2 separate regions of the Homo sapiens genome follow, and region 2 is linked to region 1. Evidence: read pairs that join two places in POLR2A ChIA-PET (ENCODE). Cell type or tissue: PC-3. All regions are shown on one strand. Links, peaks and the distances in the headings refer to the core of each region. The heading gives the core; the rest is flanking DNA. Region 1 overlaps JAZF1 (JAZF zinc finger 1). Region 2 overlaps CREB5 (cAMP responsive element binding protein 5).

The links. ChIA-PET counts read pairs that join two places held together with the same protein. Peaks named below come from ENCODE experiments on the same cell type or tissue, not always from the same donor. Only the 100,000 strongest peaks of a DNase experiment are listed, where the experiment ranks them.
Region 2: POLR2A ChIA-PET joins it to region 1 with 6 read pairs; 3 of 35 experiments call an interaction of 5 or more read pairs at or near these places.

What each region holds. Positions count from the first base shown.
Region 1 is chr7:28,123,125-28,127,520 of GRCh38, reverse strand. The region is part of intron 1 of JAZF1 (JAZF zinc finger 1); the gene reads left to right. Among named protein-coding and RNA genes, the nearest start is that of JAZF1-AS1, 55 kb to the left of the region's middle. In PC-3, for the core only: no CTCF peak of the experiment used is centred there; no DNase peak of the experiment used is centred there.
Region 2 is chr7:28,752,923-28,757,318 of GRCh38, reverse strand. All of the region lies in intron 7 of CREB5 (cAMP responsive element binding protein 5), which reads right to left. Among named protein-coding and RNA genes, the nearest start is that of TRIL, 200 kb to the left of the region's middle. In PC-3, for the core only: no CTCF peak of the experiment used is centred there; a DNase peak (open chromatin) is centred at 1,808.

The DNA.
Region 1 (4,396 bases), core at 154-4,153:
TGGTGTTTCTCTCTAAGGGTTAACATGAATTAAGGCAAGCCTGGTGAAGGTTTGTGTTTTCCAGTCAGGCATCACAACTCCCCTTGCATACCTTGACATTGTCACCATTCCCAATGCAGGTCCATGCTAGGCCACTTGATAGACGAGGTTCCATCCCACTTCCACAGCTTCCTCTGGCATCTGTATCCCCACCCTGACATGGGTTATACCTAAGGTTACACATGTTTCTCTAAAGGGCATTCGCATTTAATAGTAATCCTTAAATACTTCAAAGACTGAAGGCATGACTTCTAAGGCTAGAGTGAGATGCTCTGCAGGAAGGGTCTGTCCATTTTCCCTTGCCCCAGTACTCTTAAGGTTAGCCTTAGGATCCTTCGCCTAGTATGCAGCTGTCAGGAGACTGTCAATTCTAATGAAAAGCAAGCTTCAGAACTTTCTGGAATATATGTCCTGTTGACCACTGCCTGGGATATCCCAGAGCCTTGATTGAGTGTCTGGAACAAACTGTTCATTGAGAGACAGGGGGCTTTGGCCAGAAAAGCCATTCACTGTTTTCTAGGGGAGATCAGTTTAAGAATGTACTTTCCACTGGCATGGAAGCTTTTCTGGGGGTGGGGTAGGGTTGGAAAGGGACTGGGCCTTGACCTGGAAAGGAGATGACCTTTAGGGTTCCGTGGACTCACTCTTCTCTTCCTCTCTCCTCCCTTCTTGTTTTCACTCCTCCCCTCCCCTTCCTTTCCCTCTCCTCTTCCTCACATGGCAGACTTTTGCTCCTGCACTGTACCCTGAGGTGGCTCTAGAGACACTTGTGTCCCTGAAACACCGTAAGGTGGGGAATGGGGAGTACAGTCTTGTTGGAAGATGGTTTAGGAGCTTATCTCAAAGTTGCTCCTCTTGCATCATCACCGCTCCCCTTCCTGTTCTGCGTCACACTCAGAGCCTCTGGTCTCTGTGCTGTTCCAAGGTCATTCCTGCCTCTGAGTGAGACTCGCTTCCCCCCACCTTGCCTGGCTTGCTCCTTTTCCTTTAGGTCTGTGCAGAAGGTATCCTCCCTCCAAAAGACCTTATCCAAAGTGGTCCCCCAGCCATGCCCATCCCCCTCTCCTCATTAAGCTACTTTTTTCTTCCTAGCTCTTATCACTACCCGAAATTATTGTTTCTCAGTTTATTTATGTATTTATCTCTCCCCTGAACTACTAGGGTGAGAGTAGGAACTTTTTCTAATTCACTTCTGTGTCTCCAGCTCCCTAAGATCATTGCCTGGCAAATAGTAACTGTGCAATAAATATTTGTTGCATGAGAGTGAAAGTGAGGCAAGCACATTGCTTTTGTCTGGAGTAGTGTGTTACTAGGGTAGCTTTGGGGGATGATGGAGATTATGAAGGGGCTACATCCTTCCCACCCCTAACCCCTTCCTGGTGCCTCCATTTACTGGAATATGCTACACTTGAACCATAGGATAAGGCCAGGGTATAGCTGAGGAAGGCTGCCTTATTTGGCAGTCTTGTAGGGAATTTGTTTGCTTGGATCCCATTCCGGTGGAGTCACCCAAAGGTCTTGTTCCATCTGAAAAACTACACTTGAGACCAACCTTGGTCTTGGGTTGGCAAGGCCCTTGCATCAGCTGATGGAATTCTAAGCTGAAAACATCATCTGTCTCTATCATTTAGCACTGATGAGAAACCAGTGTTTGAGAAATCACAAGGCCCAGCAATCTCATTTTTTAGTCATCTGTCATGCTTGCACTGAGTGAGGGTGGTGGTGAGGTGGGACAGGGAGGACAGGTACAGGAAAATGCCAGACAAGATGGGCAACCCTGGCAGCTTGCAGTCCTTCCAAGGGAATATCCTCAACTCTAGTGCTTTGAACACCAGAATGATGTTAATCAGGGGATTTTTTGTATCAGCATTGTCAACATTTACATTCACTTTACACATTGGATTTGCATCTGAAAAGACCAGCTATAATCAACATTTAAGGGATAACACTCAAATTTGCATCTGATTGAACAGACATGTTAAGTAATTTTAGCCCCGCTGTTGCTAGGAAACCAATTAATAATGCTCCACATTTCATTAAAAACCGGTTTCTATCTTTGCTTTCATTTAACTTCACAATTCAGCTGCTTGTGCTGCACTTTTTCCCCCTCGGTAAATTGTGACAGATAAATTATCGTTTTACTACATTTATTTCTGTGATTACAATTGTTAGTCATATCTGTCAATACAATTTCAAAGCTTTTAAAAAATGCTTTAGGGGGGAAAACTGAATTTTAACTGTTAATCATTTTTTTCCCTTTATAGCTTATTGGGTCTTAAATAATATTTTTGTGAAGGCCTTCCAAATTGTGGGTTAACAAAAAAAAAAAAAAAAAGCAATCTTCCCTGTTCCATAATTGCACCTTCTCAGTGTGGTGACTAATAATTAGAATATTAGGCACTATTCAGAAAGTGACAGACAGCTGATTAAGCATTCAGCTGCATTTTATTTTTCTCTGCTTTCCATGGTTTGTAGGCTAGATCAGGTTCTGTCCTTTATGCAGTGCAATTAAAATTTTTATGACTTTATTTTACATAATAGACCCTGCTTTTATAAAGAGAAAGTATATTTTTTAGCTACTGTAATGCCCCTTTGAGCCAGTCAACTGGGTAGTTGCATTTAAACAGTAATGGCATTGTACAGTTTAGCATTTTGTAGTATTGATCTGATCAAAATGCTCATTAAAAAGCAAAATTAGTTCCTATTCACATCTGTTCCACAGCATTTCAGTCACTTTATTTAAATGTGTCTGGTTCTTTAACTTAGTTAGAATGGTGATCTCCCCCCTTTTCTAAGGGCTAAGAAAAGCAAAATGGAATCTGCTTTCATATTTTATACTCCACTTTGGTCTTTTGAACTGAAGGTAAAGTGCAAAGGACATGGACTTTGGAAGCACATGGCCCTGCAGTCAAGTTCTGGCTCAGCCCCCTCTGTGGCTTTGAGCCTCAGTGTCCTTATTGGTCAAATGAAGATGAAAGGACGGCACTGGGGAGAAGATGACACCCAGGATGGTGAAGAGTGGGTTGGGCAGCAGATACTTGGAACCTCTTCCTTCCCTTTCTCTCGAGAACCGCTTGGGCTGCCACAGCACACAGTATCACAGGCCAGTTGGCGTTAAGTGTAGAAATGTATTTTTTTCACAGCTTTGGACACTATAAGTCCAGGAGCAAGGTGCTGACAGGGTTGGTCTCCTCTGAGGCCTCTTTGTGTGGCTTGCAGATGGCCGCCCCCTCGCTGTGTCCTCACGGGGTCTTTCCTCTGTGCATGCACACTCCTGGGGTCTCTCTGTGTGTCCTGCTCTCCTCTTATTAATCAGATTGGATTAGGGCCCACCTTAATGGCCTCATTTTAACTTAATTTCCTTTTTAAAGGCCCTATCTCCAAATAGTTACTTTCCGAGGCACTGGGGGTTAAGACTTTAATATTTGAATTTTGGAAGGACACAAGTCAGCCCCAAACAGGGACTGACCGAGATGCTGCACGTGGCACGTTGCGTCTCCTGTTCACTCAGTTTTGTTCTTTCTCAGCAGTCAAAACAGCTGAAACATCAACAGAAGAGCCAGGAAATGGGGTTTCTTGGTTGTGACTTCTGGTTAGGTTAGAATTGATCAGAAACAGTAATATTACCTGCCCCCTTGATTTTTGGTTAGTATTTCTACCTTTTTGGATCTGTTCTATGGCCACTTTTTCCTGACCTTAGTAAGAGTCATCAATCCCAGGATTTTAAGACCCTTATTTCCATCTTCCATCATTGCTATAGATGTGTATGTACAAGGTACAGGTGATAGGGATACATGTCCATTTCCATTTTTAAATGAATTCTGGGAAAGTGTTTGCCTCTTGACGTGGCTGGCAGGGGCCAGGCTTTGTGGCCAGCACACAATGGGCATTTAGAATATAATGACACAGACACTATAGAGAAGGTCATTCGTTCATTCAGCTAATCTTTCCCGAGTGCCTACTATGTGCTACTGTGCTGGTCACTGGGGTTGCAATGATAGACTAAAATAGTCATGGTCCCTACTCTTATGGAGCTTACAGTCTAGTGGGGAAATAGACTTTAATCAGGTCATATCACAGTTCTACCAGTACAGCTCTGATAAGTGCAGGAAAGGAAAGGCATGGCCTGCTGTGAGGGTGAATAATGTTGAGGGGTTAAGGAGGGCTTTGCTGGTTGAACTGAGATCTGAAGAAGATGAGACTTACTTCGATGAAGGGGTGAGTGGTAGGGATTGAGGTGCTGGGGGTGGTCATGATTCGGAGTACAGGGAGGAACATTTCTCAAGAGCAAACTGCATGTGCACAGGCCCTGAGACAGAAAGCAACTTAACATGGAAGCAATGAAGAAAAGGGCAGT
Region 2 (4,396 bases), core at 297-4,296, 630 kb before region 1:
GCATGAACTCTAGGAGTGTGGCTGCTCGGTTTAAATGTCAGCTCTGCTACTTACTAACTGTGTGACTTTGGGTAAACCATTTACTCTTTCTGTGCTTCAGTTTCCTCCTCTGTAAAATAAGAATGGTATTAGCAGATGTCTCATATACGACGGTTGCGAGAATTTACTGTGTTACTATTTACAAAGCATTTAGAACAGTGCTTGGCTCAGGGGAAATACTATGTAACAGTACGCTAAAAAAATTAGGGTGAGTAACTGAAAACTGGCAATAATGCAACATGATGGGCAGTAACTGTGTTTAACTTGGTACCTATAAACAATATGTTGCAGATTCTCAAAATTTACTTATTAACAGTTGACTATACAATCTTTGAAATGTGAGCGCCTGAACCAATCAATCATCCAACAAATTGTAACCAGCAATTTAAACACCCTGCAAAAATAGCCAGTTGATCTCTCTCTGCCTCTCTCTCTCTCTCAAAACCTGCTGTTGTCAATTTCCAATAAGTGTCTCTGAACATTAGTTAAAGCATGTGCCCAGTTCAGAGTACACCATTGTGGCTGACACTAATAACCAATATGGTGCTTGAGGAGAGGGCCGCTTTGGAGAGCACCAGTGGTAGTCATGGTGGTTAGGGATATTTTGAGTCCTCAATGAACACTTCACACTTCTGGAAGATTTCTAAGTGAAAAATAAACTGGACTCCATCCTGCTGAAATGCAAGGGCTACTTAGACTCAATGTGCTGTTTTTTTTTTTTTGGAGATGGAATTCCCCTCTTGTTGCCCAGGCTAGAGTGCAGTGGTGTGATCTCAGCTCACTGCAACCTCCGCCTCCCAGGTTCAAGCGATTCTCCTGCCTCAGCCTCCCTAGTAGCTGGGATTACAGGCATGTGCCACCATGCCTGGCTAATTTTGTATTTTTTTAAAGTAGAGACGGGGTTTCTCCATGGTGCTCAGGCTGGTCTCGAACTCCCAACCTCAGGTGATCTGCCCGCCTCGGCCTCCCAAAGTGCTGGGATTACAGGTGTGAGCCACCGTGCCCAGCCACTCAATGTACTTTTGCTGAGTGAAAAAGGGAGATGGCAAGCCCTTCATTTGGCTGCGACTTGCCTTCCTCGACACTTCCACTTCTCTCTTATAGGCCACAGCATCACTGAACCTCAGCCAGGCCTGTGAATGAGTTCCAGCAGGTAGGTAAATCCCCCGAGGTAGGAGGGTTTGCATACAATAGTGCTATATATGCTGTAAATTCTGGGCTTCTGAACCTTCCTATGTTCTGTATTTTTAAAAATCTATAGCAAATATAAATTTCTTGAGAAGATAGAATACATTGTATTGTTCTTTATGCCCGCCCCACCCTACCCCGGGACTATCATGGAACCCAGCACATAGTAGGTTTGATCTAAATGAATGAATGAATGCACTTGAAGATCTCTGAAACACTTCAGAAACACTCTTTGGCCACTAACACTTACAGATTTTAGGGCCTACCTGAATAATAATTGGGTCCTTGGTTCACAGCATTCATTTCATTCTTTTCATGGCGAGCAGCTCTCAGGATCAATGTTCAGCAGCCATCAGCAGAAATGAACAGGGTTCATCGTTTAATCATTGTTTAACACTGCCTAGAGTGGAACTGTAATATTCCTAGCTTAGTAAGTTTTTTTCTTATTACTATTAGTTGATATGTGCTTCTTGTGCATCACTGCCAGATTTATCTTCCAAAAAAACTGATTTCATCGTGTCCCTCCCTACTCCTAATCCTCCAGTGACTCACTATTGCCTAAAAGATAATGACCATTTCCTTAGGCTGGCATTCCTGAGCCTCTATGGTCTGGCTGGGACCCAAAGTATCTTGCCAACTGGACCTCCCTTCTCTCATAGGAATTGACTTCTCAACTCAACAGGTCTACTGATGATCCCTGAACAGGGAGAGGTGGTCATCTGTCAGTCGACTGAGCTAGTCCAGAGTTTGTATCTTCAGCAGCTGTTATAAATACGGCACCAATACCCTTCTCTTTACACTATTGTTCTCAACTGGAGATGCCCAAGCCTGTTCCTCCTTCAGTGACCTCTCATCTTCTGCTTCCTTTACAAAGTATTTTCTCCAAGTCTTCCAGATCCAGTAGCAGGTCCTTCCCTGAACTTCTAAAGCACTTTCTCTTGGCTATAAACTTACAGAGGGACCATGTAACCCCCATAATGCCTATCCTAACCAATCTTATGCTCTCATTTATCCCCAGTACTGATACCCAAGATGAACTCTATAGGATTTGGTTAATTTAAAGAGTCAATCTTACCCATTCTTGAAGTTTTGGTTCAGAGAGTGCTATCTTTTTACTTAATGCGAGTTTATATGCTCAGGCCTCAGGTGTGAAAGTTTTCCAGGAAAGATTTTAAAAGCTGTTGTTATTCCTGGTATCATGGCACCTTCCAAGGCAGATACAAGCAAAGGCGTAGTACCCATATCTTGGAAATATCTTATTATTTAAATTGGATGCTGCTTGATGCTGACTGGAGAATAAAGGATCCCTCTCTATTGTAAAGCAGGAGGTAAAACGTTTGGAGAGCTTATTGGGGGAAAAAAAAGAGTGAAGTTTTTTCATGTTCTCACAGCTCTAATGAGGATCGTGTTGGCTGGGAGCTACGTGCCAGCATGCTCTTGGCAACCAACTTATTCCTCTAAGTTAGTAGGAAATGTAGGTAAAATATGAACTGACATGCATCTTTAACCAATATTCTGGTGACTTAGCCTGCCACTGCTTGGGAGGGAAGCACACCACAGTGGGGTCCCCATAACTACAGCAGCGATCCCTCATGGATCTTGTGGCAGGGCAGTAGGAAACGGAAGGTACCATCTTTTCCTTTGAGAACAGGTGGCCAACGTAGATGTTTAAAGAAGCAGAAATTATACACTGCTGAGGTTCTGGCCACATGCTACTCCTTGCAGTTCTGGCTCTCCTTTGGAACACTTGAATTATTCATGACACACAGTGCCATCACTACACACAGGCAAGTGGGGCTGCAGCCCGGCACAAACAAACCGAGGGCCTTTGGTGTGAGAATGGCAGTTCTGTGGCTTTAAGAAAGAGCTGGTGCACCACACTGCAGAAAGCCTGTAGATTCAGCTGTGTTCTTACCTCACTCTCCCTTCTGCAGTGACCTCACCCGGCCACAATGCTACTATTCATGCAGATGGAGTGGAACACTGCATACAAAAGTTTCATTTAGGCACATAAACATGAATATTTAGGCCTGCTTGATTAAAAATGAAAGCTAGATATTTGGCTTTCTGTAATTTGATGAGGTTGAGGGAGGTTTTTTTTTTTTTAATGAGTTTAATTTTAAAGACTAACCTTGAAAAGAATAATATAAAAAAGATCGTCTTCTTTTTTTCTGAAAAACTGTATCCCTGGTAGGGTTAACCTTCTCTCATTCTTTCTTGCATCATAGTCCTTACATCCTATGTATTTTCTAATTAGATTTAGAAAGCCAACCATGGAAAAGCTAGATATTGAATTTTTTTCTCCAAATGCACATCATCTAATTTTAAAAATTTTAATCATTTCACTTCATCATGCAGTTCATTCTGGCTCTATAAATATGTGTGTGAATGCATATACACATAAATATTTGGAATAAATTCAACAAGTGCATGCCATTTAGTTTCTTTCAAAGCTGTAATCTACACAGGGTTGAAAAAGAGGAAATGTAAAGGTATTTCAATGAATCTATCTCCCCAAAGGGTACCTATGGAATTACTGCTAATTTTCTCAGAAATATCTTCCTGTTGTTAATATAAGAAGATTATAGCACAAGAATTGGAAAACTAAAAAGCATAAGGAAAATAAATATCAGTCATGATTCTAATACCTACAGATAACTCTCTCATCAGTATTTCTACCAATTGTGAGTGTGTGAGTGTGTGTGTGTGTGTATGCATGCACGAGAGAGAGATTAGGGACATTCTGTATAGACAATATTACTTCTATTTTTTCTACATAGTATGGTATTGTGATCACTTGAACATGTTTTTGGGGCATTTGTTTTTGAAAACATGAATTGTTGGACAAAATCCCACCATTTCCTATTTATTGGGCATTTAGATTATTGCCAATTTCCCAAATCATTTCCTTAATACTTTATAATAGCACTGCAGTAAATATCTTTGAACATAAATCTCTGCTTGGGTCTGTGATTATTTTCTTAGGACAGATTCTTTGAGGTGGAACTCAAGGCTTGGTACATTTTGCCAAACTGTTTTCCAGTAAGTGGAATCATGTGTATGGCATATAATTGATATCCTCTTAGCCCATCTACTTTGGTATTATGTTATAGAATATTATCTCTGAGAATTTATTTCCACAAAACATGTGTATTTTCCTGACCTTCCC